Linked DNA regions of Homo sapiens: region 1 is linked to region 2. Evidence: chromatin loops called from intact Hi-C (ENCODE). Cell type or tissue: GM12878. All regions are shown on one strand. Each heading gives the region's core, and the rest is flanking DNA. Links, peaks and the distances in the headings are about the cores only. Region 1 has its middle 90 kb from the start of FKBP1C. Region 2 has its middle 52 kb from the start of LGSN.

Evidence for each region. Hi-C counts contacts between places; a loop is a spot of excess contacts. Peaks named below come from ENCODE experiments on the same cell type or tissue, not always from the same donor. Only the 100,000 strongest peaks of a DNase experiment are listed, where the experiment ranks them.
Region 1: a loop joins it to region 2, with 9 times the contacts of the local background. A loop is called at or near these places in 3 of 110 quality-filtered maps.

The regions. Positions count from the first base shown.
Region 1 is chr6:63,112,961-63,129,044 of GRCh38, reverse strand. No RefSeq gene overlaps it. Among named protein-coding and RNA genes, the nearest start is that of FKBP1C, 90 kb to the left of the region's middle. In GM12878, for the core only: a CTCF peak has its summit at 7,676 (motif pointing left); no DNase peak of the experiment used is centred there.
Region 2 is chr6:63,259,703-63,275,786 of GRCh38, reverse strand. No RefSeq gene overlaps it. Among named protein-coding and RNA genes, the nearest start is that of LGSN, 52 kb to the left of the region's middle. RefSeq lists a silencer at 6,037-6,086. In GM12878, for the core only: a CTCF peak has its summit at 6,138; a DNase peak (open chromatin) is centred at 7,086.

The DNA.
Region 1 (16,084 bases), core at 6,073-10,072, 150 kb after region 2:
TATATCAGACAAAATGAACTTTAAAGCAACAGCAATTAAACAAGACAAAGAAGGACATTATATAGTGATAAAATGACTAGTTCAACAGGAAAATATCACAGTTCTACATATATATGCACCTAACACTGGAGCACCCAAATTTATAAAACAATTACTACTAGGCCTAAGAAATGAGATAGATGGCAACTCAATAATAGTGGGCAACTTTAATGCTCCACTGACAGCACTAGACGCTCATCAAGACAGAAAGTCAATGAGGAAACAATGGACCTTAAACTATACCCTAGAACAAATGGATTAACAGATATTTACAGAACATTCTACCCAACAACTGCAGAATATACATTCTATTCATCGGCACATGGAACATTCTTCAAGATAGACCATATGATAGGCCACAAAAGAAGTCTCAGTAAATTTAAGAAAATCAAAATTATATCAAGTACTCTCTCTGACCACAGTGGAATAAAATTGGAAATCAACTTGAAAAGGAACCCTCAAACCTTGCAAATACATGAAAATTAAATAACCTATTCCTGAATGATCATTGTGTCCACAGTGAAATCAAGATGGAAATTAAAAAGTTCTTTGAACTGAATGATAATAGTGACAAAATCTATCAAAACCTCAGGGATACAACAAAAGTGGTGGTAAGACAAAAGTTCATAGCATTAAATGCCTACATCAAAAAGTCTGCAAGAGCACAAGAAGACAATTAAGGTCACACTTCATGGAACTGGAGAAAGAAGAACAATCCAAGCCCAAGCCTCCTGAAGAAAAGAAATAACAAAAATCGGAGCAGACCTAAATGAAATTGAAACAACAACAACAGCAACAACAATGAAAATTACAACAGATAAATGAAACATAGTGCTGGTTCTTTGAAAAGATAAATAAAATTCGTAGGCCATTAGTGACACTAACAAAGAAAAGAAGAAAGAAGATCCAAATAAGGTCAATTAGAAATGAAATGGGAGATATTACTACTAATACTGCAGAAATACAAAAGATTGTTCAAGGCTACTATGAACACCTTTACATGCATAAACTAGAAAACTGAGAGGAGATGGATAAATTTCTGGAAATATAACAGCCTCCTAGATGAAACCAAGAAAATATAGAAACTCTGAAGAGACCAATAATAAAAGTCACAAGATCGAAAAGGTAATAATAAAATTGCCAAAAATAGAAGGCCAGGACCAGATTCATTCACAACTGAATTCTATCAGACATTCAAAGAATTGGTACCAATTTTATTGACACTATTCCACGGGAGAGTGAAAGGAGGAATCCTCCCTAAATAATTCTTTGAAGCCAGTGTCACCCTAATACCAGAACCAGGGAAGACATAACAAAAAAAGAAAACTACCGACCAATATCCCTGATGAACACAGTTGCTAAGCTATGAGAATGCAAAGGCATAAGAATGATACAATAGACTTTGGGGACTTGGGGGGAAGAGAGGGAGGGGGACAAGGGATAAAAGACTACAAATGTGGTGCAGTGTATACTGCTCAGGTGATGGGTGCACCAAAATCTCACAAATAACCACTAAAGAACTTACTCATGTAACCAAATACCACCTGTACCCCAATAACTTATGGAAAAAAGAAGAGGCAAATAAAATAAAGTGATAAATGTAAATACTGTAGAGTTTTATAAAATATGTGTGACACATTGTTAAATGAGGAATAAAACTGTAAATGGTTTCCCCTTACTTTTTTAATGTAGTATTTTTCAATTTTAAGGTGCAGAAGACTCAGCAGAGACACTTATTAAAAATGCTCACCCAGAGATTTTTATTCAGTTGGTCTTGTGTAGGTCCTGAGCCTGCATTATATTTTTAGGAGAATAAATGAGTATCTTCTTTCCCCTTTATTTTTGTTTTGTTAAAAGAAAACCTTTTATCATGAAAAATGTCAAATACATACATTAGTAGAGGTGATAATTTAAAAAATCTCCATGAACCCACTACCTAGATATATAGCAATATTTATCATTTGTCTAAACTTTTCATTTATCTTAGCCTTTACTTTTGGCAGTCTGAATTTTTGCAAGGCACTTAACATAAACCTGCCTTAAAATTAAGAATGAATGATAATGTGTTCCCACTGAAGCAAAGCACAGAGTTTGAAAATTAAAAGTCAGAATCTTCAAATATAAAAACTGTGGCCAAACACATGGAACCAATTAGAAGCTAAGAGATAAGAAGCCTAATATATTTTTAGGGAACTGTCTTGCCAGAAAACCCACAAATTTTTCCTGCAACAGCCAGTGCCTTACCTTCTAAAACAATCTGTGGTTTGTTCAATAAGTACCAACAAGGGCTGGAAATTGTGTAAGCACCAGAAAGAAAGTACTCCCAGGAACCCACCTCTGTCCCCCCTGAACCAGAGGCCATGGAAAACAATGAACCAAGGAGATCCTCTTAGAGGAATTAACAGGAGTTTCCCACTGGCTAATTAGGCACTCACTTCATGCCAGGACTGGGACCTTTTCTTACTCCTGCCCGACAGGACCAGAGATTACCATGTTTCCCTACTCTCACTCTTTCTGTTAAGAAGGTGTTTTTGTGTGTGTGTGTGTGCATGTGTGTCCTTCAGGGTATCTTATTCCTTCATAACCATTGTTTGTCAATCTTGAGTATAGGTAACATATTTTAGTCTACAGGTTGCCTGACCATAAAACAACCCCTTAGGACCCAATGGAAGAGAATGAGTGTTAACTAGAGGTTCTGGATATTGGTATGGATGCTGCAACTGAATATAACATTGGGGCTACTTGTTTAAGGAAGGACAAAGTGTGTGTTCTTCTTATAGGAAAAGAGGGCATGAGTGCTTGATTGGACAAAGAGGGAACTTTATCTATACCATGTCTATTCTTTCCTTCATTACTAACATAACATTGGAAATTTTTCAGCAGCCCTGGATATAGAGGTGGCCAATGAGATGTACATGTAAGCTTTGGAAAATTCTTGGTACAGTTACTTGAAATGTAGACAGGATGGTTTAAGCTTTAGTAGTTAAATTAAATCAATATTGACCTTGTGAATGGAAGCCACATACTAAGAATGGAAAAACGAAAGAAAGAGCTTGGGTCCGTGATAATACTTGTATGTCAGTTATCACATGGCCATAAAGACATACCTGAGCCTGTGTAATTTATAAAGAAAAGAGGTTGAATTGGCTAATGGTTCTGTGGGCTGTACAGGCTTCTGCTTCTGGAGAGGCCTCAGGAAACTTACAATCATGACAGAAGGGGAAGGGGAAGTAGGCATGATCTTCACATGGCTGGCAGGAGAGAGAGAGAGAGTGAAAGAAAGAAAGGGAAGGGGGAGGTGCTATACACTTTTATAAATAATCAGATCTTATGAGAACTCTATCGTAAGACAGAACTAGGAGGATGGTGCTAAATCATTAGAAACCACCCTTATGGCCCAATCACCTTCCACAAGGCCTCACCTCCAACACTAGAAATTACAATTCAACATGAAATTTAAGTGGGACACATAGACAAGCCATATCTGTACCCAAATGCCTTAACAGTCCTAGATCTCTTATGTCCAGATTTCTTTTACATAAAGGATGAAATTCTAATTTGCTTAATTCTGGTCTCTGTTGTTAGCAATAAGATGCAATCTGTGGTACATCTATTAATCTTCATTGCCTATATTCCTGTTTGTAATTTTTATTGATCATTAAGAATGCTTCACATATTAAAGAGAGTGATACTTTTTTGCTACATGTATAGATTTGTTACATATATGTGTGCATGTATATATATACATATATATGTATATATATAGAGAGAGAGCAAGAGGAATGAAATATTTTTCTCAATTTTATCTTTCAATTTTGTTCTTAGTACTTTTGACATACAATGGTAACAGATTTTATGTAATCAAATCTCTCTTTTAATAGCTTCTGTCTTCAGGTTCATAGTTACAAGGTTCTTTCCCATGGACAGGTTATAAGGCTATGTACCCATTGTATTAGTAAGGGCAGACTATGTCATGCTGCAGAAACAAATAGACTTCAGTATCCTAGTAAATTAGTAGAGTAAAAGTTTACATTTTCTTCAAACAAGATCTGACGTGGGTGAGGCAGTTCTCAATCTTGTAAGTGTGCCATCTGGAACACAGGGCTTACAAACTACTACAAAAAAGGAACAGATAAATAGAGGCAGGATATAGATCCTTTATTATCTTGGCCTAGAAATGACATAAGCTATTTCTGTTCACACTTGGTTAGACAGAGAAGATCACATGACCCATACCTAACTAGATGTGAGGTTCCACAATATGGAGGATCATAGGGATATTTGATGTGCACCAGGAGACAATGTTACACCACTTTTTCTTTCCTTTCTTTAGTTCTTTAATCCATGAGTTAATTCACTATTGTACACATCTGGCAGGGATCTGTGGTGGTTGATTTTATTCAGATACACACTTCAAGATTGTCCTTTCTACCACTGCTTGCCTTAACTAAGAAAATTATTGCTCCTCAAGATTTTGCTTTTCTGGGATTGCATGATAAATGTAGATACCTATCCACTTAGTGCTAATGAATAGGGATATTCCCTGTATATGGAGAAACTTGTTTGGTTTATCACTCTTCATTATTTCCCACAAAAAAAGGTAAGGCAATTTGTCTAGCTGTCAGAGACTTGTTAGGAACATGTTTCTACACGTTGATTTTCTTGCATATCTTGTACCTCTTCATGTCATTTGGCAGAGAGAATAAATAACTGGAGATAATGTTCACCACTATCCCCTGAGTGCACGAGCGCACCTCTGCCACTGTTTTGTAGCCATCTATGCTCTACTGGTAACACTATTCATAATCACAGTAAACATGAGCCCTTTACTTGTAGACAAGTCAGAAACAGCCATGATTCCATCAGCAGTCTTTATGAGTTACAGTTTGGGATATATATAAAGTAAATTTAGCAGCAGATCCCTTTGGATTGCTATGTTTATGATGTAATGTCAGAGACCTCAATACATTTTGGCAAACCACATTTCCATTATAATACAGCTAAAAACTGAGGGCACCACATAGGACAATTTTTACTTTGCTTTTTTTGTGATAGAGAAGGAATGTTTAGGGATAGCTGACATGGTAGTTCAACCTATTGGCAGAGCAATCTATCAATGATTTCTTCTACAATAGTTACAGATTTGCAGTTGGTTATAGAATATGTCCTTTTGTTTAGAACTACTAATCCCTCTTTTTATGTAAGAGAAACCAGGGAGGAAAATTGTCTTCATTTTAGAAATATTGATCTACATGAATTATAGGAAGGAAGATAGATGATTTAGTGCCCCAATATGTGTGAAAAAGTATACTGATATTCCTCTAGGATGGCATGTTTTAGCACAAGCTTGGGAGCATCGCTAGAGTTTAATTTCTTGACAGTTGCATCCAGATCAGGGGCCCTATACCATTTTCCATAGACTAGGGATTATGGTGAAATCCTACACTCTCACACAAGAGTTCCCTGATTAAAGGTTTTGGAAAACTTACTGCATAGTTTGGTCACATGAACACTGATGTCTGTATAGTTCCTGATGCCCCTAAGTGGTTCATTTCCCTGTGTATTTGAAAAATTACACATCAACTTTTTCATTGGCTCATTTGTTTTTTTTTCTGCTGTATAATATTTTGATTATAATTGCTTTGCAGTATGTTTTAGCATTTAGGAGGTCAATTCTCCCTCTTTATTTTCTTTTCATATTTGGCTTAGGAATCTGTGGACTTTTAGTCTTTCATATACCTTTTAGAATGATTTTTGAGTTCCCCAAAGGAAGGTTCATTCATAAAAATAATAGAAAAGTTAAAAACTAGCATTCATATGGCTCTATGAGCTAGGGATTTTTCTAAGCATTTTTACATAAAATGTTAATTCCCTTCCCCATCACAAAAACTTTACAATCAAATGCTTTTATTATCTGATATTGTTTCAGATGAACAAATAAAGGTACAGAAAAAGTAAATAGTTTGACCAAAGTTACTCAGTTAATAATTGATATGACTGGGATTCAAACTCAGACCCTTTGTATCCAGATGTATACTTTAACCACTGTGCTAAATGGAATAGTTCCACTTTTTAAAATTTTTGCTACTTTTTAGTATAATTTTAGTTGTTACCTTTAGTGGCATCTCATTTTGTATTGCATTATTTGTTTGATTGTGGGAGTTTTATATACATTTTAGTTACCTTATCAATAACATACATTACCAACACTTTCTTCTAGATTGTAACTTGTCTTTTAACCCTCTATGTATATTTTGTATCTAATTTTAAATTTTAATATAGTCTAATTTATTAACATTTAAAAATACGATTTACACATTTTCTTCTTCTGCCTAAGGTTACAAAGTTGTTCTGTATATTTTTTTCTTTTCTTTTTTTTTTGTGAGACAGAGTCTCATTCTGTCACCCAGGTTGGCATACAGTGGTACAATCATGGCTTACTACAGCCTCAACCTCCTGGGCTCAGCTGAACCTCCTGCCTCAGCCTCCTGGCTAGCTGGGACAACAGACATACACTACCATGCCCAGCTAATTTTTGTATTTTTTGTAGAGATGGGGTTTCACCATGTTGCCCAGGTTGGTCTCAAACTCCTGGACTCAAACCATCTGTCTGCCTTTGCTTTCCACAGTGCTGGGATTACAGGCATGAGCCACTGCTTTTGCATATTTTCTTAGAAAATTTAAAAAATTACTTTCTATAATTGGTCTTTAATTCTTTGGACTTTGTAGACTTTGGCAAAACAAAGAAAAAGAGAGAGGAAGGACAATTTTTTAAAAACTTAAATAATATTTATCAAATTCCTGTACCCAACACTATCACCCTTTTCTTTTTCTTTTTTTTTTTATTATTATACTTTAAGTTTTAGGGTACATGTGCACAATGTGCAAGTTAGTTATGTATGTATACATGTGCCATGCTGGTGCGCTGCACCCACTAACTTGTCATCTAGCATTAGGTATATCTCCCAATGCTATCCCTCCCCCCTCCCCCCACCCCACAACAGTCCCCAGAGTGTGATGTTCCCCTTCCTGTGTCCATGTGTTCTCGTTGTTCAATTCCCACCTATGAGTGAGAACATGCGGTGTTTGGTTTTTTGTTCTTGTGATAGTTTACTGAGAATGATGATTTCCAATTTCATCCATGTCCCTACAAAGGACATGAACTCATCATTTTTTATGGCTGCATAGTAGTATTCCATGGTGTATATGTGCCACATTTTCTTAATCCAGTCTATCATTGTTGGACATTTGGGTTGGTTCCAAGTCTTTGTTATTGTTAATAATGCCGCAATAAACATACATGTGCATGTGTCTTTATAGCAGCATGATTTATAGTCCTTTGGTTATATACCCAGTAATGGGATGGCTGGGTCAAATGGTATTTCTAGTTCTAGATCCCTTTTCAAAGGGCTTATTTTATTTAACAATATACTGTGACCATTCTCTGTTATTAAAGAATACCTATCATTTCTTATATAATGTCATTATAATATGATATCCTTAAGAATTACATGGTGGAAGAATAATTACTAAAGTGTGAGGTTGGGGTACTTATTTCATTAGCACTGCACTTACCTGGCTATGGATTGGCAGTGCCTTCGTATGCCCCTGTCCTACAGTCACAGCTACAGCTACATCTAGAGGCAGGCACATATAACTGCTCTCTCTCTTTGTGCTTCCAGGCCAAGGGGGGTAAAGGCTCCTCACTATTGCTATCTTTAGGGTGCTTCATCATCCTTTGTTAGTTTCCTTTAAACTCGTATACCTCCTTATATGTCATTCCTTCATATACTCTTATTACTTACTCTATTTCAGTGGTCATCTTTTTCTTACCAGATGTCTCATGTGTAGCTACAGAGGAAGGTTGCTGGACAGTAACTGTGACTTTTGAATACAAGCACATGGAGAGTCAGGGAGGGAGCCAGATAGAGAAATATATATCTTTCCTCTTGCTTTCCAATCTCTCCTTCATGTTTCCCTGGCCAAACCCACCCAAAAGCTGAAATACAAGGGAGCTCACTGATGCAGACCAGAGAAGTATCGGAGTTTACATCATGAAACATATGGAGAAATCCAGCACATGCATCAAATTCCTAATATTGGTTCCCAAATTAAAAGACAGAGATAAAAAATGTTATTGCTTACATTAACATTTCATTTTTTGTCCCAATGTAATTGAAGAAATAAAACATTAAAAAATATATTGTGATTGTAGTACCTAGGATAGAAGTTTTCTGGGGCTGTAAGAAGGAGACTGCTCAATGAACAAGAATGCAATGTGCTCTTTTCTCTTTCTCCTTAACCTTATTTTTTAAACACTCCTCTTGTTTTTATAGGGTTTTGTTGTTGTTGTGGTTTGTTTTTGAGATATAGTCTTAGTCTGTCGCCCAGGCTGGAGTGCAGTGGCACGATCTCGCCTCACTGCAACCTCTGCCTCCCAGATTCAAGCAATCTGCCTCAGCCTCCTGAGTAGCTGGGATTACAGGCGCCTGTCACCACACCCGGCTAATTTTTTCTTTTCTTTTTAGTAGAGACAGGGTTTCACCATTTTGGTCAGGCTGGTCTCGAACTCCTGACATCAAGTGATCCACTCGACTTGGCCTCCCAAAGTGTTGGGATTACAGGCATGAGCCACTGTGCTCGGCCTGTTTTTCTAGGGCTTTAAGTTCATGCTTGGATGTATAAATCTCTTTCTGTAAGAGGTAGAAGGGTGAAGGCATATTTATGGGAAAGGTATTCTTTGACTCACAAATCACCACCCAGAATTTAGGGAGATGTGTTTTCCTATTTTCAGGTTTATACAGGCCCTGTTTTGCTAAGTCAGAACATAGATATTGTGGAAAATGGTTAGTTTATTCTATCTTTGTTAAAAAAGTTAGGCTATATTTAATGAAGCAAAGCCAAGATGTGTCATGAGCATGTTTTTTTTTGTTGTTTTTTTTTTTCACCTGAGGTTCACTTTCCACTTGTCTATTTTATTTTGGAGAACTTGTTTTTTGTTTGTGGGAAACTTTACAGACAGTATAAGAATTATAATCACTAGAATCATTTATTGATTTCTTCCTATGTACTAGATATTGTGTTAAACACTGCAATGCATTTTATTTCTCTAATTGCTTATAATAATATTAGAAAGCATGTGTTTGGCCTCAGTCAATTAATTAATTTATTCTTTTTAAAAATAGGGCACTGAGCTAAAATATTCATAACTTCCAATTGACTGAAATCAGGCAATAGGATTTTCTAAGTAATTGCATTTATTTTCTATTGAAGATAATATTAAGTAAGAATCTGATATTTCTCATGCTGGTTTTTGTGTCTTCTGTTGGTGAGGTTTCTTCCTTTTGTCTCAAGAATCCGAAGGGCTGACAGAGTTTTATGCATAGTCATGTCTCTAATAAGTCATCTAAGCTTATTAATATATGAGGAGAGAGATGAGGTGCTTTTCCTGGTTGGTAGCATGAGGAATCTACTTATACTATGTCTTTAGAGCCAGTTGAGCACTTTTCTTCTTAACTCTATGTTTAGTGACATCACATTGGTAGCCATAGCAGGAGTATTTATATTGCTGAAACTGGCAAACGCTAGAAATGAGGATTTTAATTTTAATTTCATTTTATTAACTTTTTGTGTGTAAGCTATTTGCCAGCACACTAATGGTTAGAGAGAAGCCACACACCACAGTGAAAGCAGGGAGACCAGTGAAATTCTGCAGTGAGGCAAGAGATGATAGTGATCGAAGAGTGGGTGGGCATTGGTGGGTAGAGTATAATTTGAGAAATGTTTGGGAGATTAAAAAGTAATAGCAGGTGATAAAATTTGTATTGTTACATTTTACAAGAGACATAACTGAGACTCAGAAAGATTAATTTGCCTATGATCACACAAGCAAGCAAGCAATAGGGTAAAAATTCAAATCCTTACCTTCCGGATTCCAAATCAGGTAATGTTTTTTTAAATGCCTGTTGATCAACAGGAAGCTCCATTGTTCCATTCATGTGGATCACTAATAGTAATGAAGTGCTCAGAATGGCTAATTATTCTATTAGACAGATGATGTTCATGTGTTCAGGGGCATTTTTCTGCTAACTGCAGGGGTATGTGTTCTGAATCTAAATCTGACCTATATATTCTGACATATATATACTGACCTATATATATATTCTTGAAGTCAGGACAATCTATAGATTTGATACTATGCCCTCAAAACATGATGGTCTGACCCAGATAGCATTTATACTTTTTCTGGGTCATGGGCCCTGTTAATTACTTAATGAACACTATGTGAACAAACATGCAAATAATTTTGCTAACGATTTCAGCAGACTCACACATGCTGTTCCTGAAGTGTACCATTGACTTTTAGTCCAACAATACTATGCTATGATCCTCAATAATTAAACAAATTAAAGAAGCATTAAATCATTTCAATTAAATTTTTTTGTTTACACATCACCACATAAAAATACGTCTTATTTTTAAAAACCCAAAACAACTAGGTCCATACAGACACTACAGAATAAAATGTCAGTTTTCCTTGATAGTTAAAATACTGAAAATGTATAGATAAATTAAGTATAATAAAATGGCATTTTAGAACTTGAAAGGGTCTTAGAGATTTTCTAGCCCAACCCATACATTTTACAGAGGACTAGCCTCTCCTTGTTCATATAAGTAATTTATGGTAGAGCTTGGTTTAGAACCCAGATCTTCTGACTCTTAATTGAGGGAGGATTCCATGTAATAGCTACCTAATGGAGATTATCTATAAATTTCAAAAACCCAGGACAATTCATTCAAAAAATTCTGATGACATTTAAGTAAAATGATTATTAAAGTTAGGGAAGTTATTTAAGCCTCTTAATATAATAGAGAATATTAAAATAATGATATAGCTTCTAATTGCAATTCGTTTTTTGTATGGGTAAAAAATATTTTAAAAAATTAGTTTATTGAGAATTGATAACTTATAAATTAAAAAATAAAGTTACATTTTTCTTTGCCATTATATGATAAAAAGAAATATTCATATGTTTAATAAGAAAATAATGTTTACATATAGAAAAAGTACATTTCTAAATGTAAAATGCTTATTTTGTTAACATAATGTATTTTACACAAAGATGCCCTAAGTTTTTGACTCTCACTTCTTATAACATATTTTAGCTCTATTTTTTACTAGCATTATTGACAAGTTTTTCTTTCTGTGCTATTTTTAGAGTTTTTTCTTTTATATATTCTGATATGTAATTATTATATTTTAAAAATAACTTTTGTGTGCATTAAATACTGTTAAGTATTGACATACTTTATTTTTTAAAAACTAAAATGCTTAGAGATCCCCTGATTAGTAATATAATTTTTCCTTCTTTAATATGTTCAGAGAAATACTTTAATGATCAGAAGCTGACTGGATGTTACATAAACTCTTAATATTGAATTATGACAATCCAGACTAGGAATAGCAAGTAAGTTTTCATCAATGGCTGAAGCTCTCTGGTACTTTCTGAAAAATTGTTTTCTGAGACTACATCTAGGCTCAGCAGGAAGTTGATTGATTAGTGATGCCTGAAGTGGATGGAAGACAGGAGAGTACTTGCAGGCATGCCACATATTTGTCATGCCTGTTCTAAATGATTTACAAAAAAATGTAAACCTTAGTGCTCCTAAGGACAGGAAATTTTTAGTTGATAATATTTACTGATTATCATATAATTAACCAGAAAAAAAATTTTGTTTCAATGTACAGAGCTGAAAATACTTCTAGAAGTTTTAATATATATACCTGCCTTGGTAATTTCTGAGTGTAAGCATCTTATTTGATAAATCAAGATTCTGTCATACACCAGAATTATCATTTTTAGTATCAGTTTCTTAGAAATGAGATTCTTAATCTAAATGAACTCTAGAACACCCACTAGAAATCGGTTCTCTCCCATTTGTTGAATCACTTACTGGTTTCCTGATATTTTATTTTATTCAAAGTTTTCTTAGAAGAGATAACAAAGAAAAATACATGCTATTAAATAATGGCCTTGGATAATCACACTTTTAGCATAGAAGTTACTAACGTCTATGCAAGCACAAGGTGTTTACTGCCATGATTCTTTGTTCGTAGAGGCAGTCTCCTTAACAAATTGAATAATTTCAGGGGTAAAAAACACTTGGTGACAATAAAACCTTTTGGGGAAAAGTAATAGCTATACAATTATTTATATAAAAGGTGGACAGTCTTAACGCTTTATCAGAAAGCATAAATAGCTAAGATCTAGTGATACTGGAATCAATTTTAAGCCAGAGTTAAATCAAATTCCAGGTCAAAATGATAACAGTGTGGCCAGTGTGGACCCCAGTGCAGGTTTCTCAACTACATAAGGGTCAAAAGCTCCAGATTTTCAGTAAGGTATATCTGGACTTGAAGCTTTGGACAAATTATCTGGTTTTACCAATGCTTTTTCTTGATTTTCACAAGGCCAAGAGTAACTCCTATGTGAGAAAACCTTTGGAAAATTCAATATTGTATGCTGATGCTGGTGGTGAGGGGAAGCCTATCACCATTGGTCAAATAGAAACCTTTTCTTCATCTGGAGGAAGATGAGCTTCATAAAGTGTCACCAGCATTCCTAGAATATGATACTGTAAGGCAATAACAAATGAAAGAAATGTATGAAGGGTTCTATAGAATTTCTTACATCCCTTACTCTCTGTCTTGGGAGACGAAACATATTAACAATTTTGTAATATTTTATTTATTTATTTATTTATTTATTTATTTATTTTTGAGACGGAGTCTTGCTCTGTCACCCAGGCTGGAGTGCAGTGGTGCCATCTCGACTCACTGCAACCTCCTCCTCTTGGGTTCAAGCGATTCTCCTGTCTCAGCCTCGGGAATAGCTGGAATTACAGGCGCGTGCCATGACGCCCGGCTAATTTTTGTATTTTTAGCAGAGAAGGTGTTTCACCATGTTGGCCAGGTTGGTCTCGAATTCCTGACCTCAAGTAATTCACTAGCCTTGGCCTCCCAACGTGTTGGGATTACAGGTGTGAGCCACTGTGCCTGGCTAACTTTGTAATATTTCTGTTAGAGAATAGCTGAGACCCTACTTTCAGTGTCCTCCCCTGCAAAGTTCAACTGCATGTCATTACCGTCAGGCATTGAGGTTACAAAATAAGAGGTCGGTGAGGTCAGCTCACATTGGCATGATTTCTCAATTCTGGGTTCCATGACATAATGTTAGTGGCATAAAATTGTCCATGTTGGGAGTATTTATATCACAGTAATAAGCAAATGCTACCACTCATCTTCTCTGCCTCCCTTGCTCTCACTGGAGATAAGGTTTGTAGACATTTAATACCATTCCACATCAGTGAGTATACTCTAGGGATTTCCAGTCAGATTCTAAAGAAGTCCTTTGGATTGCTCAAGTCACCATAAGCATTAGAGGGAAATATACTACATTTATATATACTCCAAATATAGGCTCAATTAACCAGTCTAAGAGCACTTAATAGTCAAGACCAAGCCTTAACCTTTATCAAGAGACTGTTATATTATAGAAGCAATTAAGGCAAATGAAATCAGTTAACCTAATTTACAGAGGCCCTGACATAAAGATATGTAAATTTCAGATACCAAATACCTAGAATAGCACTATTTGTATTTATTATGTAAAATAATAAATAAATAAATACAATATTTTTACATGTACTAAAACTTGTTATTGCTACTTCATCTTCGTATAGTTCATCCTCTTAGAAAACAGACATTTAAAAAATGTTTATAGACATTGTATTGTAATGAGCTCAGACAGTCTATCATCTCATGATTGAATTTATAAAATCACTGGGAAATTTATATCTTTCTTATAAGAGTACAGGAATTTTTATCTCATACAAGGCATGAAAATGAACACACAGTATGTTCCCCAAGCAATGTGTGTTGACAGCTCCATTACATTACCCGTACGCCCAGGCACACTAAATCATGATGGGCCACTGACCTCTTCCCCTCTCTCCAACTAAAAAGCACAGTGTAAATGGATGCCCCTTTTCTACAAAAAAAGCATCATTTTTTTTTTTTCTGGGAGCAGATTACAATTCAGTGGAAACTAGTTTAAACATCATCATGTTCAGCAAGATAACACACATTCAAATGACCTTTCAGTTCTCAGGCCAGTGCCTCATTTATAGTTCACAAGGTGACTGTATGACCCACAAATGGTGTTCATTTTAGTGCTAATAGCCAACTTGTGGTTTTAGAAATTTTTAACTTTTGTTTTTTTTAAACCTATAGCATTAATGAATTGAAGATAATATTTTGTAGTCCATTTTAGTTTATTTTTACATGACTTGGGTATATTCATCTAATCCATGGAAAAATTTGTGTTCTCTATAAACTCAAACTAAACTGAAATAATTGTTTAGATAAAATATTCCTTTGTCCAAGATTATTCTGCTTTTAACACAGTAAGTGCCTAGAGAGATGCATAAATCTTTGTCAATAATATTTTATTGTCCAATTACTTTTTCTGATTACAAATCAGGAGAGTTTGGGGGAGGAAATGAAAGCTAAGAGTAATGGGTGTGGAAGTATTGAGGAAAAAAGAATTTTTTTTTCTGAATTATCCATTTTGACTACTTATATTATTTTTTTAAACCAAATTCCCAGACTTCAAGTAGAGGCTTGTATGATTCTAATTCAAAGAACAGCAAACATCTCAAATTTCTAATTTTTTTCTTGCTTAGTTCAGTATCGAGTTGTAGAAAATGATGAGAAGTGACTTTGATTCAACCACTTTTTACTTAATGAAGGGGAAATGGAGTGTTTATTATCATTTTTTCAAAGGAAACTACCCATTGGTAGTCACTGCCAAAGTCCCAAATTGTTAAAGCCATGTCCATCTGGATGCTTATACTGAACATTACACTTGTACTTATGCTTTCATAAGTTATAATAATTTTTGTATATCTGAAAAGTTTTTATTTTTAAAAGAAACTAAATGCGTCACTCATGCAATATTCCAGATGTTCATACTGGTGAACACAGAGGAGTAGGTATTTTCAAAGCTAATGAAAAGTGTATAAGTCAGGAGAGAACTGATTTCAAAAAAAAATTTTCCAAAGAGTAGAATTTTGTTGGCACTAAATTACAACTGAGTTGTGTCTACATCTGCATGGTCTGATGAATCAGTACAAAGCACACAGACATGGAATTTGTTAAGATGTGTGGCATAGTTACCACGAAAGAGGATTATCTATTCCACAGCCTTTGAAAATGTGACCATTCCCCAGGACACTGATTATGAACAAAAATAAAAAGACCAATGAATTTATTTTTAATAATACAAAATCCTTGATAACATAGAATGACAGTCTCTAGAACATCACTTCTCCTTCAGTAGCACTACTAATATGATATTCAATTACAAAACCTGTTGATATTCTTGGAGAACAGTAAACTGATGGAAAAGCACTTTAGTGTATAGTATGATGCAGACCGTGAGCAAAGAATGTAAAAGTTATGTACGGTTCAGATAGAAGAGTTAATCTTGAAAATCTGAAAAACCACAGGTGTATTGAATTGGAAGCAGCTACCAGCAGCAGGATTTAAAGGGTTGATATGTGAATTTACTGAGATGAAAGAATACTTATTTCTTATACTTGTGAAATTGCTTTCTTTTGCCCTTTGATTTAAAATACACTTAGATTCAACTCCTGATTCTCCATATGCCATTTTAAACATTTGACTGATTGTCTATGTGACTGTAATTTCTCAACTGAAAGTTGTCATGGTTTTCATTGTTTGGGCTGTAGTCTCTTTGAAAGGTGGAATACTTACTTTGGGGGGCAGTAGTATAGTCTCACCTTAGTCTCACATAGTCCATGTCTATGGAATGTGTATCTCAAATATCTGTCAATCACTGTATTATAAATTTTTGCTAAAATAGTAATAATAATGCTAGGTAACACTTATTGACCACTTGACAAGGGTGTGTCAGACAATGTACAGCCCTCTGAAGTAGGGAAGGTTATTATTATTCATTTT
Region 2 (16,084 bases), core at 4,388-8,387:
GTCCAACAGTTTGTGTTTTTTTATTGATCCTGCAATTTCTGCCATTAGAACTTCTTCAGGTTTTCTGCTTCTAGAAACTCCTGAGTAAACACCATTTGATTAGCTTGATGGGGATCAAAAGAACAACAACAATAAAAACAAAAACAAAAAAGAGCAAGGTGAAGTTGTCATGCTTTTTAGCCATGTGGAACCTTTCAATAGCTCTCTTAGATTTGTGGAATCCCTCTTCTTTGGGCTCTTGTCTCAGAAAGTAGAAGTCAGAACCTCACCTTCCCAATTTCTCTTGCTGCCATTGAGAGGTGACAGCGTGCTGGCAGTCCTCACAGCCCTCGCTTGCTCTCGGCGCCTCCTCTGCCTGGGCTCCCACTTTGGCGGCACTTGAGGAGCCCTTCAGCCCGCCGCTGCACTGTGGGAGTCCCTTTCCGGGCTGGCCAAGGCCGGAGCCGGCTCCCTCAGCTTGCTGGGAGGTGTGGAGGGAGAGGCGCGGGCGGGAACCCGGGCTGCGCGCGGTGCTTGAGGGCCAGCGCGAGTTCTGGGTGGGAGTGGGCTCGGAGGACCCTGCACTCGGAGCGACCGATCGGCCGGGGTAGTGAGGGGCTTAGCACCTGGGCCAGCAGTTGCTGTGCTCAATTTCTTGCCTGGCCTTAGCTGCCTTGCCTCGGGGCAGGGCTCCGGATCTGCAGCCCACCATGCCCGAGCCTCCCCCTACTCCGTGGGCTCCTGTGCGGCCCCAGCCTCCCAGACGAGGGCCGCCCCCTGCTCCAAGGCGCCCAGTCCCATGGACCACCCAAGGGCTGAGGAGTGCCCGCTGGTGGCACAGGACTGGCAGGCAGCTCCACCTGCAGCCCCTGGTGCGGGATCCGCTGGGTGAAACCAGCTGGGCTCCTGAGTCTGGTGGGGACGTGGAGAACCTTTATATCTAGCTAAGGGATTGTAAATACACGAATCGGCACTTTGTATCTAGCTCAAGGTTTGTAAACACAGCAATCAGCACCCTGTGTCTAGCTCAGGGTTTGTGAATACACCAATCGACACTCTGGATCTAGTTACTCTGGTGGGGACTTGGAGAACCTTTGTGTGGACACTCTGTATCTAGCTAATCTGGTAGGGAGGTGGAGAACCTTTGTGTCTAGCTCAGGGATTGTAAATACACCAATTGGCACTCTGTATCTAGCTCAAGGTTTGTAAACACACCAATCAGCACCCTGTGTCTCGCTCAGGGTTTGTGAATGCACCAATTGGCACTCTGTATCTAGCTAATCTGGTGGGGAGGTGGAGAACCTTTGTGTCTAGCTCAGGGATTATAAACGCACCAGTCAGCGCCCTGTCAAAACAGACCACTGTGCTCTACCAATCATTAAGATGTGGGTGGGGCCAGATAAGAGAATAAAAGCAGGTTGCCTGAGGCAGCACTGGCAACCCGCTGGGGTCTCCCTCCACACCGTGGAAGGTTTGTTCCTTCGCTCTTTGCAATAAATCTTGCTGCCCTCACTCTTTGGGTCCACACTGCCTTTATGAGCTGTAACACTCACCGCGAAGGTCTGCAGCTTCACTTCTGAAGCCAACGAGACCACGAACCCACTGGGAGGAACGAACATCTCCAGACGTGCCACCTTAAGAGCTGTAACACTCACCGCGAAGGTCCGCAGCTTCACTCGTGAGACCACGAACCCACCAGAAGAAAGAAACTCCGAACATCAGAAGGAACCAAGTCCGGACACGCCGCCTTTAAGAACTGTTAACACTCACCGCGAGGGTCCGGGGCTTCATTCTTGAAGTCAGTGAGACCAAGAACCCACCAATTCCGGACACACCATGGTACAAGGACTCTGCCAATCAGATGCAGTCATAAAACATGGACTCCACTCTGCTGAGCTTGAGGGAGGCAGCAGCGACAGGCATCCATGGGTGCCATCCTGGGGTGGCATTGTGGGGGGGCATTGGTGGTGCTATTGCCAGTGCCAGTGGCTGTCGGGTCTCTGGAACAGTCAAGCCTGTTCTTCTGAACCTGATTTTCTGGCCCTCCGAGATTCTATTAAATATCTAATATTTTTTAAATAAATTTCTTTTTTTCTTAAAGTAGCTAGAATTTTTAAAAAGAAGCCTGACTGAAAAACAGTATATAAAAAGACACGCGAAGAGCAAGAAAACTTTGATAAAAGAGAAGAAGAAAGAAAGGCAGAGAATTACTCTTAATCAGAAGACTAGGAACAATTGAATGTTTATACTAGATACGGATTAAACAAAGGTTTATTAAGCTCTTAGTACATAACATACATCGTGTGGGCACTTTCTCATTCATTTCCTTATTTCATGCTGTCTACAATTTTATGAGAAAGGTAGACTTATTATTTTTAAAAACAAGAGATTTAAGACCCTAAAAAGTTGTTGTGTTGAACGAACTAGGAATCAAATCCAGGTTTCTACTTTCAGTCTCATGGTCTCTGTGCTACACCAGAATGCCCTTCACTACAGTCTCAGCTAAGTACAATACTGAAAATTTTGCTGAATATTACATTTTAGTTTTAAGGCTTCTAGGCATTAAAATGAACAGAAGTAGGTAGTAGATACATGCTTGATAACTCTATCCAGGCCAGAAGGTCTTATGACAAAGAAGTATGATGCCATAACATTATTTCAGAACTTTGGTCAGATAACAGTAATTCAAGCCTTAAGTAGTTTCTTAATTTGTTTGAACACAAAAAACACCTGGCTGAAATTTCTGACCATCCTTAGAATTTGAAATAGTGCCAATCAATTTATTTTGTTTCATTTTTAGAAATATTCTTTGACAAGAACTCTGCATTCATTGAGAGCATAAAAGAGTTGATACTTCTCTCTGGCTGCTTAAGAAATAAAAGATAAGAAAACACACTGATTTTTGAAAATAGCCAACCTATATGGAGGCGAAATGTGTAAATTAAGGGAAAAAGAAATTGGCTGAGAACCTGCTACACAATGACATAACAAAGGTTTTCTTGTCTCTTCAAGATGTTTCCTAAGATTAATAAGATCAGTTTTACCTGGAAAGAAAAATAACACTTTAATTAATAACTATAAAAATTTAATGTTTATAAAACTGCTAATATAGGATTCATTAAATACAAATGAATATCAATGTATTGGGCATATCCAAGAGACTACTGGATAAATTGTTACATTATAGAAAACTTTTCAAACATAAGCTAGAGGGCAGCAACGTACCATTAAACAGTGTTGGCTCAGAATTCAGAGCAAAGCTGAATATTAAACATAAAAGTAATTGGATTTTCAATCTAGTTACTTTGAATAAATGAAAATTGAAAAAATGTATTAGAAATACTAACAGCAGAAAGGCATTCCCAATCACATGACTTGCATTTGAATATTTTTAGGTTAATAGATATTAAATACAGGCTCAATATCAGAGGGGGGGGGAAAGGAGTGTTGACAGGATACGATATTACCAATATTTAAGGGTACATTCAAGAGACGTAGAAATATGAAACCATAGAAACATTAGCTGCATTCTGTAATGCCTAAAATTAATCTAAATGTCTTAAATTTTGGATGACTCTACAATAGATTTGAAATAAATAAGTCTGAAAAGAACTAAAGAAGAAATCTTTAATAAACTATGAAAAAAAGAAAATCCAGTAATTTGTTACTTATTTGGAGGTTCATTAAAATGAATCACATTATAAGAGCTTCTACAATATCTACAAATTAAATAAATGCTACAAAGTGTCTTCTTTCTGTGATCACTAGAAAACATATATATCAATTCACTTTTTATGAGGTAAACAGAAATGATACTTCAGTGTTTGAAGTGAAAAAGGATTGTTAGATAATGAATTGTTGTTTAAGTTAGACACTAGGTAGCATTTTTATTCAATTTTTGAAATAATTGCTTTTGAGAGCCATTTGTATGTAAGTTACGAAGGGGAAGATACAAAACTGGACAATACATGTTTTTCTCCCACAAAGAGCTTTTAACTTTAAGTGAGAGAACAAATGTTTCTAAATGTCTATGGATGGAGGATAGAATTTATGTGGTGAGGAGAGAACAAAACAGCATAGAGGAGGATGCCATTGATCAAGCAATGCGAAGTCTTGGGCTGGATCACAGACTTCTTTGGCTCCAACTACCTTTCTCACTGGATGGCAAGGGTTATAAGGTCCCATGTCCCCAGCACTTGAAGAAGGAAAAGAAATGTGGCTAGCAAAGGGCAGATACAACTAACTCTAATAGTGCTGTGTCCCGTGGCCACACTTCCTTAATTCCCTGACAAAGAACAGGCGTCTTATCTCAGACTTAGCACTTTTCTTCCTTCTCTTAACTTTCAGTGCAAGGGGTGCCTCTCATTGTTGGCAGGATCCCACCCCTGTGGCCTTCTCATGCGAGTACCCAATCTCTACTGTATCTCCAGTATGTTCCTCTCCTGGTGTTTCTTTCCCATCAGAATTTAAGCACATTGACATGGTTGCAAGGTGCATAATGCACACGCGCGCGCACATACACACACACATACACACGGAAAAAAATCTATTAATCCGAAGTACCCTTCTCACTTCTGTCCTTGTCTTTAAAATCAAATTTATTGATTAAGTTACATGTCCTTGCTCTTTCTACTTCCTCTATTTACTCCTCATAGCTTCCCATCACTGCCCCCAAATATTTTCGTTTCTACCTCCACCAGTCCCCTTCAACTGTTCTCACCAAGGTTAATCATAACCTTCCACTTGTTAAATACAGGGGACATTTCTCATTCATGTTTTATGACGAGTAAACAGAATTTGAAATTGCTGACCTCTACCTCTTTGTCAAAATGGTTTTCTTTTGACTTGAAAGGCACTAGAGGTTCTAGATGTTCTTTCTCTGGCCACTTCTCAGCTTTTCAATGTCTTGTGAATTCCTCTTTTCTGCCTGAAATTCGATGTTGAATATTATTCAAGATCCTTCCATTCTTGGTCCTTTCTTCCCTCTAAAAATTGTCTCCACAACATCTTATTTATTATTACTATTATTTTCCATGGATTAAGACATTTATTTATTTATTTGTTTATTTATTTATTTTTGAGACACAGTCTCATTCTGTCACCCAGGCTGACACGATCTTGGCTCACTGCAATCTCTGCCTCCCAGGTTCAAATGAATCTCCTGCCTCAGTCTACCAAGTAGCTGGGATGGCAGGCACGCACCACCATGCCTGGCTAATTTTTGTATTTTTAGTAGAGACAGGGTTTCATCATGTTGGCCAGTCTGGTCTTGAACTCCTGGCCTCAAGTGATCCACCCGCCTCAGCCTCCCAAAGTGCTGGGATTACAGGCATGAGCCACTGTGCCTGGCCAAGACTCTTGGTTTAAAGTAATGGAAATCAAACTGAACCTGATTAAACAAAATAAGGAATTTTTTTGGTTGAGATAGAAGAGTGCCTCATGGACTCTAAGACCTTCAATGTGTCTAGGTGTTAGGAATGAATCTAACCTGAAACTGAAGCACTGTAGATAACCCAGGACATCTTTTCTATCTGTTCTTACCTCTGTTGTGTTTCTCCTCATGCCAGCATCATCCTTTCACTCCTGCTTTAGACTGGCTTTCTCTGTTTCTTTCTCGACATGATGGCAAATGGCTGCTGAAACAACTTCCCAAATTTACATCTTTTATGTTGAACAAGCAACCTGTTTGAAGCTAGTCTATTCTAGTCCAAACTCTAAATTCATTAGTTTAATGTGGGCAATGCACTGACTCCTCATCCAGTGAACTGTGGCCTGGAAGGGACATGTCACATTGTGTGAACATGGCTTTTCTCTCTATTATAACACGGATGGGTCAGGCAAAGGAAGTCCTGGTGGGATGGCATAAAAACCCAATGATGCTGACAGTAAAGCCTATACCTTCAATTTTTACTTATAAGCGAATGATTGTCAAGTTAGTTTCTCAAAGTGTACATCCACTCAAATGTCCCACAGGTATTTCAAAGTCAACACATCGGTGTTTAATTTATCACCTCTTCCTCACTCTGTTGGCCTAAAAATCTACATATTGGTTCTTTACTATTTTTAGAGTCTTCACTGGCCTCCCTCTAGAAGAAGTCCCTTCTCACACCTGGTAATTAGTCATCTGCTGCCGCCTATTGTTTCAGGCTAGGAGGGCTAGTGAGACATGCAGTCTCTTCTCTTCACATGGTGAGGGCATCCTCGAGTTCCCTCTCTTCTGCCATCTCAGTGCTACTTCAATTCTTTCTGGCACTGTAGGTGTTCTAGCCTCAGTTGTGTCCTTTATCCAATGATGGACCTAGGAGGCCCGCTTGGCAGCTTGCTTCAGCTACAGCTTCACATCATTCCACATACTGTGGCACACAGCAGGCCTGCTGTCTGTCTCTCAATGTTCTTGACACACGTTCTTGAAAAAGTATTCTAATTTTTAGAGCCACAATTCCCCCATCCATTAAATGAGCATGTCCTTTTTACCTATAACAACAAATCTGTTACACTAATTGTTTTCCTTTTTTTTTTTTACATAAAAATACTACATACAAAGTCAGATCCTATTGCTAAGAAGCTTCACAAATGTATTATATTAAGCTTCTTTGGACATCCCTCTTAAGATGTGACACTGAGTGATTGTATGATTTAACTACTCAACACTTCAACTGAAAACTATGCTATGGGTTAGATTAACAGAAGCCTAAAGCCAAGTGGAGAATAAAGAAATGTCTTGACTGAAATCTGCAAAGAGCATTTGAATTAGACCCTACATGTACTACAAATCCTCATGGCTTCTCTTCATAGAATGAAACAACAACCAAGAATTCAATTGGCAAGGCCACCTGCCTCATTGAAGCTCATGGAGAAGGTGGGATAGAATGGTTCCCCCGTTTCAGAAATACTTGATATTCATGCTCACGTTCCCAGTTAGAGAAGCCCTATGCTGCACAGTGACCTTATGGTTGCCAGAGCTGTTTCTCTGTCTCACTGGTATGAGAGAAAAGAATAGAATAGTGAAAAAAGTGAGGCAGTTTCAGGATTCACAGTGGTTACAGGATGCCCTGAAATAGCACTGTTCAAAGTGACTTAAACTGGGGTCCTTGTAGCAGCAGAAGCATTAGCTCTGAGCTTTTTAGAAATGCAAACTGACAGGCTCAGAAATGTGTATTTTCACAAGGGCTCTAGGCATATTCTCTGAATGCTTAAGTTTGAGAAGCACTGTTCTGCAAGATCAAGACCTGTCCAGTAGTTCACAGAGGTTTCCATAAGCCCTGAATCTGAGGGGAAAAAAAATCCACAGAGGTTTTTGCTGCTTTCAAGATGCCACTTCTATGCTTATAGTTTCGTGTGCCCTTGGAGCTAACATTTGCTATTCTAAACTGCTACAGAAGCCAAACAGCTGTTCTCATACCTAGAATATCTTCTTAATATCTGAGGAAGGCTTTTACATGCTTAAAAAAGTATGTTATCCACTGTGCTATTAGGTCCAATGTGATGACTATTAATCAAGATTGCAGCTAAGACAGTTAATACCTTCTTGACATGTGAATGATCTCATTTCACTTCATCACTTATTTCTTTTAGGAAGGAGAGAGATTCCATACAGAATAGTTTCTGATTGAATGGCTTCTGTCTTATATGGTTTGGGATATTTTTAAGAATATAATTTTGGCAGCACGTTTAACCTTTTTGAGCTATCTGATATTCCCAAGAGGGAAAATTCTTGCAATGTCAAGAGATCACATGGTTTTTGTTTGATACTAGTTGGAGTTATGCAACACCTCTTTATTCTTGTTAATAATAAGTGCAGATTTTCATAGGACAGAAACAGCTATTTCAGGATATGTACTTACAACAGGAAAGGACATTTTACACATTGCATTTGCCCACAGTACTGTAAAGAATTCTGAAATGCATTATTCACATCAGATTCACACACACACACACACACACACACACAGAGAGAGTAATGGGATAGAAGGAAATAATGTATTTATCTGTAATAGATCTAAATCTCTACAAAGAAACACAAACAACTGTACAACCTGAAAAAGTATAGTCACTAGGCTTATTGGGGAAGTTGAGTGTGGAGTCTTACATGGTGTAGTCTCTGGAATTAGACTATCTGAGTTTGAGGCTCAGCTCTACCACTTATTATCTCTTGAGTCTTTGGGTAGTTTTGTTGGAGGCTCAGCTCTACCACTTACTATCTCTTGAGTCTTTGGGTAGTTTTTTTTTTTTTTTTTTTAACCTTCTGTGCTCAGCTTCTGCATTGGTAAAATGAGGGTCGCAATAAAACTTCGAAAGTCAACGTGAGGATTAAATCAGTTAATGCATGCAGAACTACTAAAATAGTACCTGATATTTGTTAAGCATGCATTTAAATTAAAAAAAAATTTTTTTTGTTTGTTTTTTTAACTATTCCAGTTGGAGAAGGAAGCAGGAATTAAGTATTTGCAAATGACCTTCAGAATTTTTAATCTTTTGTGACGAGAGAAGACATGTATTTCTCTTTACCACGCCCACACAGTTTGAGACCTCTTTAGTTGGGGGCTACAGCTTAAAAAAAGGAATTCCCTTGGGGGCAGACATGCTGTGCGCGCTGGGGGGAGAGGAGGAAGCAAATGTGGGACTAGTTTCAGGCTTTTAATCTCAATGTGTTTTGGCCTCTTGGCTTGTTTCCTTCTCTCCATTCTCAATAATTCTCATTGCTTTGGATAGGATAAAGGAGCACTATTTTTTTTGAGTGTGTGTGATTTTTTAAAAATAATTTACTTCATTACTTTTAATAGACTGCCGAGGTATTTAGTTTTTGACTGACAGAAAATATAATGATATATCAGATTCAAGCAGTCCCTCAAACATCATTCTTCACAGTTAAATTCTATATACATTTAAGAAAAAGAGGACATTCAAAAATGAAACTTTCTGGAAGATATCTTACAGATTTGTATCTGTCTATAAAGTTCAAAAGAATCTTTCTAGCACACTAAATCACAATGTATTTCTTGAATAGAGAGGACTGAAATACAGGGTTATTCACTCATTTTCTTACTGCTAAGCACACATTTACAAGTTAGAGAAGAAATATGCAGAGTTAAGAAAAAGACAGATTTGAATACTTTATAAAAAGGACAAAACCCCAACATACATAAAAAAAGTTTGACACTGAGTTTCTTCTGAAAAGAGCTTATTTTATTAAATTTCAAGAAAAGTAAGCCTATTCTAATGAGTAACAGATTTATAATCTTTTAAACAATAACTCTTTCCCAATGAAAAATATCTATAAATTTAGGAAACATATTATAAATTAGTTATGGTATTTAGACCAATAAATAGCATAAAATTTTATACACTTTATGGCTTCTTTTATATAATTTTCAAATTTGACAATCTTCCCACAGTATACTTTTTTCCTGAATATTTAAAATATCACTCCTCAAATAATAATCTATTTTATGCTATCTTATTTAGTTTTGTAGTTCAAATAATGATGAATAGACTTTTCTAAATAGGAAATAAAATGTGGGCAAATGAAGATAGTCACTAGCAGTCTCAAAGTATTTATAAAATATAGTTAATCTTAAAGTGAATTAACACTAAAGATGATCACATTGTTATTTCCTCTCTCAGATTTGGGCATATTTGTACTATGAACTTTGTTATTAATAATTTCGCTATGGAAGGGCTTCTACTGAGAAATTCACAATGAATTAACAAAATTTCAAGTTTTATTACCATAGAGAGACATAATACAATCCTTTGGGATCCATATTAAATCAGAGTTTCACCGTAAAGTGACTCAGTTGGTTTGATGCTACTGCACAGTGAATAGGAGTCTCACAATAAAGCTACAGTATGAGCTTCTATATCGTACAGTAAATCCATAGTGTTTTACAACAGAATTACATGGTAAGCTTCTCTGTACTTTAAATCAATGTAGATTCACAATGGGTTTCACCTTTTAGCTTCTATGAATTGCATGGTAAATCTGAAGTCTTTATTCATTTTAAAACTGGATGGTTGCCATCACATTAGACAATAAAGCTAAAGGCAGACCATTTCTGATAAGAATGAAGTCCTATTAGCAAAACTTGCCTCAAAATAGCTAATGAATTTCTCAAGGAAAAAGGTAGTTACCTCTATTATGTCAAATGTTGGAATCACTTGGAGGGAAGAAGTAAAATCTTCTGGAAATGACAAGACAGTTTTTTGAACCACAAACTCATGAAGAAACTGAAAACTAAGAGAAGTATTTCTGTTGTTGGGAGGTAAGATGATGGTGGAAAAAAGGATTCAGCAAGAAAAACTTGCAAGAGGGAAGAGGATGGTATGCTGGTCAAACATTGAAAAATCCCATCCATGAATAGTAAAATCTATTCTTTCTTTCCAGAGATAGTTACTTGACTTCATGGTCTTCTTTTATTTCTTTTTTCTTTTTTCTTTTTTTTTTTGAGACGGAGTCTTGCTCTGTCGCCTAGGCTGGAGTGCAGTGGTGCAATCTTGGCTCACTGCAACCTCCGCCTCCTGGGTTCGAGCAATTCTCCTGCCTCAGCCTCTCGAGTAGCTGAGATTGCAGGTGGCTGCCACCACACCCAGCTAATTTTTGTATTTTTAGTAAAGATAAGGTTTCACCATAATGGCCATGCTGGTTTTGAACTCCTGATCCTCAAGTGATCTGCCCACCTCATCCTCCCAAAGTGCTAGGATTACAGGCGTAAGCCATCGCACCTGGCCCCATGGTCTTCTTTAATTAAAACAGTTTTGGGATGTAGAATTAAAGGGAAACAATTTTTTTTTTTTTTAGATGGAGTCTCAGTCCATCGCCAGGCTGGAGTGCGGTGGCACAATCTCAAGGGGAAACAATTTCTATAAAGATGTTTTACCTTGAAACGTTTTCTGCATTATGGAAAATGCCTGCATTTTAGTAGAGCATTGTTAATTTTCTATAGACTAAATTGAAGTAGGGTGAATTCAGGTGGTTTTAGTTTTTTAAAGGGGGAGGGAATTGTAAGTACCAAATTCAATTTTAAAGCAATTTTCTTTATAAAACAAACATGTGGATCTTTTAGACAATCCGAAGTTTGAAGTTTCCAAGTACATACAGAACTAAACGTTTTGGAGATGTGGAAGATACTAATTACGCCTTACCTTTCTTTTAAGTATGAAGAACCTAAGGTTTTGAAAACTGTATATGACTTCCTCAGGGCTCGTAGTTACTGACAGAGTTAAAACAATATCAGGATCAGCCTGGTACTTTTTTGTTGTTGTTGTTGTACAATGTCAGCTTCCCGCTATCCCATATTTAAATAGGATTTTGTGTGTGTGTGTGTGTGTGTGTGGTTACTGGAACTTGTAAAATATTTTTACCCTTGAATTTGCCCTTTTATGTGCATTTTGCTGTGTTTTATTTTATTATATTTATTTATTTTATTTTTTTGAGACGGAGCCTTTCTCTGTCGCCCAGGCTGGAGTGCAGTGGCGCGGTCTCGGCTAACTGCAAGCTCTGCCTCCCGGGTTCACGCCATTCTCCTGCCTCAGCCTCCCGAGTAGCTGGGACTACAGGGGCCTGCCATCATGCCCAGCTAATTTTTTGTATTTTTTAGTAGAGACGGGGTTTCACCGTATTAGCCAGATGCTCTCGATCTCCTGACCTCGTGATCCACCCGCCTCGGCCTCCCAAAATGCTGGGATTACAGGCGTGAGCCACCGTGCCTGGCCACATTTTGCTGTGTTTTAAAATCTTTTTTTTTTTTCCCTAGAGGAATTTTGAATCAAATTGTATTTTAGGTTCTAAACTTGTTTTCAAACTCATTTACAATTGACTCATAAAATTCTGAGCTTGCCCTGCTGGAGTTTGGGCCCATCCCATCCCCTGATTTAAATGGACTTAGATATAAACTGGAGGTCATTTTAAAATTTTCTCTACTTCCCCGTCACCAGTCAGAGTGTTGCTATTTTATTTCACGTTCTTATGACAGACACTGAGCAAAGCATCCCAACCCTTGAGGTGATTTAAGAGCACGCTGGACCAGATTCAAACACATTAGGGGAAAAAAAGGAGTGGAGGTAGATTTTAGATAAAAAGTATACTCAAACGTGTTCCAGAAAAAAATTCCAGCAGGTGTCAATGACTCATAGCCTTCCAGTCCTTTATCACCTCATTAGCTTTGATTGCCTGACCCTGGATGCTCACCCTGGCTTCCTGTTTTCTCTGAGGAATCTGAATCATCCCCCACTCAATTTAAAGTTTTACCAACAATGCCCTTTGGGAATTGGAATAGCAGAGAAATGCTGTGTATAAAATGTTGTATCTGTTTTTGACACCTTTACTGCTAAACGTCAATAATCTTTGAGATTTTAATTTTATCTTCTGTGTGTCCAGTCTTACACAGACAAAACAGGCAGTTATAGGGAGCCTAGAGTGCCTAACAATTCTGCCTGCCTTTCTTCCCATCACAGTTCTGAAATACACAAAGCGACAAAGTTTTAAGCAAAAATTTTCAATAGAGATTATATAACTCTCTGTGTGTGTGTGTTTGTGTCAGAATTTGTGCAAGCAAGTTAGAAATAGAGTATAACCTACATTTCTTTTAGTGAGTGAGAGGTAATGTTTACATTCAGCTTAAATAACTGTTGGATAAATAAATGAAATTAGGATACATTGTTCTTTCACATTTCAGTTTTCAACACTTAAATATTTTGATCCAGTGGAAGACAAGCCACCTAGAAGCTGCAAACCCAGTTCCCTGCTCCCTGTTGGAGCTATAGTCAAGATGGAGAGGGATGTTCACATGTCATCACATTCAGGGTGACAACTCTGCAACTCTAGCCCAGAGAGTGGAACACTGAAAAGAGAGAGGAGAACTGCAGGACAACCAACCAAAATAGACTGTAATGGTAGGTAGCTAGTCACACAGGAGCAGGGCAGGAGAGAGCCCCCTATCCCAAAGGAATGTCAGGTAACCATCAGGTGATGGTCAGGCAGTTGTTACACAGTCTCTCTAAAATAATAATTGGTTGCAGCAGCACCAGGGAAAGGCAGTCTTCCAATAGACAGAAACACCTGAAACTGGCGATCAGCAGCTTCCTGATAAGATCTCAGGAGTTGGGTGAGTGCGCGCAAGCATGTGCACTAAGACGCAAAAGAGCGGATGACCTTCCTTTAGGAACACTGGACTGGTAAGGAAAAAACACCTCAAGTGAGCATGTATACAATTCCAGTAAACACACTGCACATGCTCCCTCCCAAGTGCTAGCAGACCACTGCACATGTGGACAGCCCACTGCAAAGGAAGAATCAGGGGATAAGGAACACAAGACCCTGGAATCATGCTAATGTATAAAACCCTAAGTCAATGGTTAAACTGTACACTTACTCTCTCAAGTCGCCTGCTTGACCCTCTTCCAAGTGTACCTTACTTCCTTTTATTCCTGGTTTAAAGTTGTTTAATCAACTTTCACTCCTGCTCTAAAACTTGCCTCAGTCTCTCCTTCTGCCTTATGCTCCTCAGTCAAATTCATTCCTCTGAGGAGGCAAGAACTTAGGTTGCTGCAGACCTGTAGATTTGCTTCTGATAACAAAACTCGGACTGGTTATTTCCACCCTTAGAGATTCTCGATATTGGCTGCATATTGTAGTTACCTGGGGAGCTTTAAAAATACTTTAAAAATATCCCACCTCCAGACATCCTGATGTGATTGATCCGGGCCAGGGCCTGAACATCAGGATTTCAAAGATGTCAAAAGGTGATTCTAATATGCAGCCGAGTCATTCTTAAGCTTGGCCTTAATGAAGTATTAACTGTCAGTTCTGCTTTTGATTTATCCAGTGGTTCTCAAACCTGCCTGTGAATGAGAATCACCTTAGAAGGTTTCACAGAGATTTCCTAGGCTTCTTCCCAGTTCACCTAAACAGAATTACTTGAAGGAGGTGCCCCCAAAATTTGCATTTAAGAAAATACCTTTTCAATGATATTTTAGCAGCCAGACATTGAGAAACAGAATTATTTGTCTGCTCTGACAATTACTAAATTAATTTCTACTGGTTTATGTCTGTTGCACTCATAGGAACTTCAGTTGTTAGTACTACTCATAGCTGATAACGGGGAGGAGAGTGTGCAGGAAAGTGGAAGTTATGCTGGAAAATACCTTCCAAGAGTGAAGAAGAATAGGGGGAATATAAAAAAGGAAGAGAAAATTTTTGTGTAAATTCAGTACTATTTAGTAATAAACCTATCTTTTGACTTATGTAGAAATCAATCCAGTAACTTTCTAATGTTGCAGAAAGAGCTGGATTTGCATCCCAGAGATGCCAGTTACCAATATGTAAACTTGAGAGATCTGTGTTTCTAGCTATGAAATGGATATAGCACCACCTCTTCTCTGGGGTTGTTGTGAGATAACATATGGAATGTTCCTAGTACAATCTTCATGTGGCTGATAGTAAGAGGCAGCCATTATTTTCATAATATACATATTATAAAAATATATATGTATAAATGTGTATATATGTATTATACATTGACTGATAATACATATAGAGAGGATTATAAGGAGAGAAGGAAAATTAGGCAGAAGTATACCAACCCTGGAATAATCGTAAACCTTGTCATCCAATAAAGAAAAACAAAAATTTCAAGATTGTTTTTAATTTTAGTGTTTTTATTACATTGTTTTAAAAATGTAGTTGGTCTCAAAAATGCAATTTTATTTTGAAATATTTTCTTTAAAAAATCACTAGCGTCTTCTATCTAATTATCTAAAAACCTTTGCGATTATCACCAGTATTATAATCATCCACAGAATTATTATTTTTCCATCTTAGATATGCAAAAATAGCCCAAAATATCAATTTTGGCTTAATTATACTGTATTTTACTTTCTGTTTTCCAAAACCCTATACATCTCTCAAATTATAGGAAAATAAGTGAAATTTGACTCTGATATGTATTAACTATGGTATTTATTTGACATGATACGTCAATTTTAATATATTTAGGTCTCTGAACAGTCCATGTGAACAGCAGACTGGCTGTATTTCTATGATTATAAACAGCAAAAAGACTTAAAATATCTCCTGATCTGTCAATAGAAAATAATCTCATCTACTATCTTCATTGCCTAGTTTCAGATAGAGGAAAGAGAGGGATAGAGAAAGAGAGAAAGAGCAAGGAAGGTATGCTACTGCAGACGTATCACTTAATGATGGGAATACAGTTGGAGAAATTATTTGTTAGGTGATTTTATCATTGTGTAAGTATTTACATAAACCTAGGTCATATAGCCTACTACACACCTAGGGGGTATATACCAATATAGTTGGTATTCAACCAGGATCTTGTGAATATATGGTTGGGTGTATATACCAATATAGCTATGTGGCAAAGCCATACACTTTGTTACCGTACTGAATACTGTTGCCAATTTTAATGTGCTGGTAAGTATTTGTGTATCTAAACAAAAAAAAAAGTACAGTAAAAATAAGATATTATAATCTTATGGGACCATTGCCAGAATTGCCTTTATATGGCACATGACTGTATAACAGAATTTCCTCCTTTCTTAGTATGACTCCCAACACACAATACCTCCAAGACTTGCAATTCATACTACAACTATCCCTTTTTACAAAATATACACTAGTGACCTATTTTTTAAAGCATCATTAGTTACTACCACAGGCCTAGAAATGCACAGAAGAGGCCGGGCGCGGTGGCTCACTCCTGTAATCCCAGCACTTTGGGAGGCTGAGGCTAGCAGATCACCTGAGGTCGGGAGTTCGAGACCAGCCTGACCAACATGGAGAAACCCTGTGTCTACTAAAAATACAAAAAATTAGCAGGGCGTGGTGGCACATGCCTGTAATCTCAGCTACTCTGGAGGCTGAGGCAGGAGAATCGCTTGAACCTGGGAGGCGAAGGTTGTGGTGAGCCAAGATCATGCCATTGCACTCTAGCCTGGGCAACAAGAGTGAAACTCTGCCTCGGAAGAAAAAATAAATAAATAAATAAATAAATAAATAAATAAATAAATAAATAAAAGGAACGCACAGCAGAAGAGTTCATAAGGGAAAGAAGACCACCAAGGCCTCAGTGGTAATAGGGATGTGAGA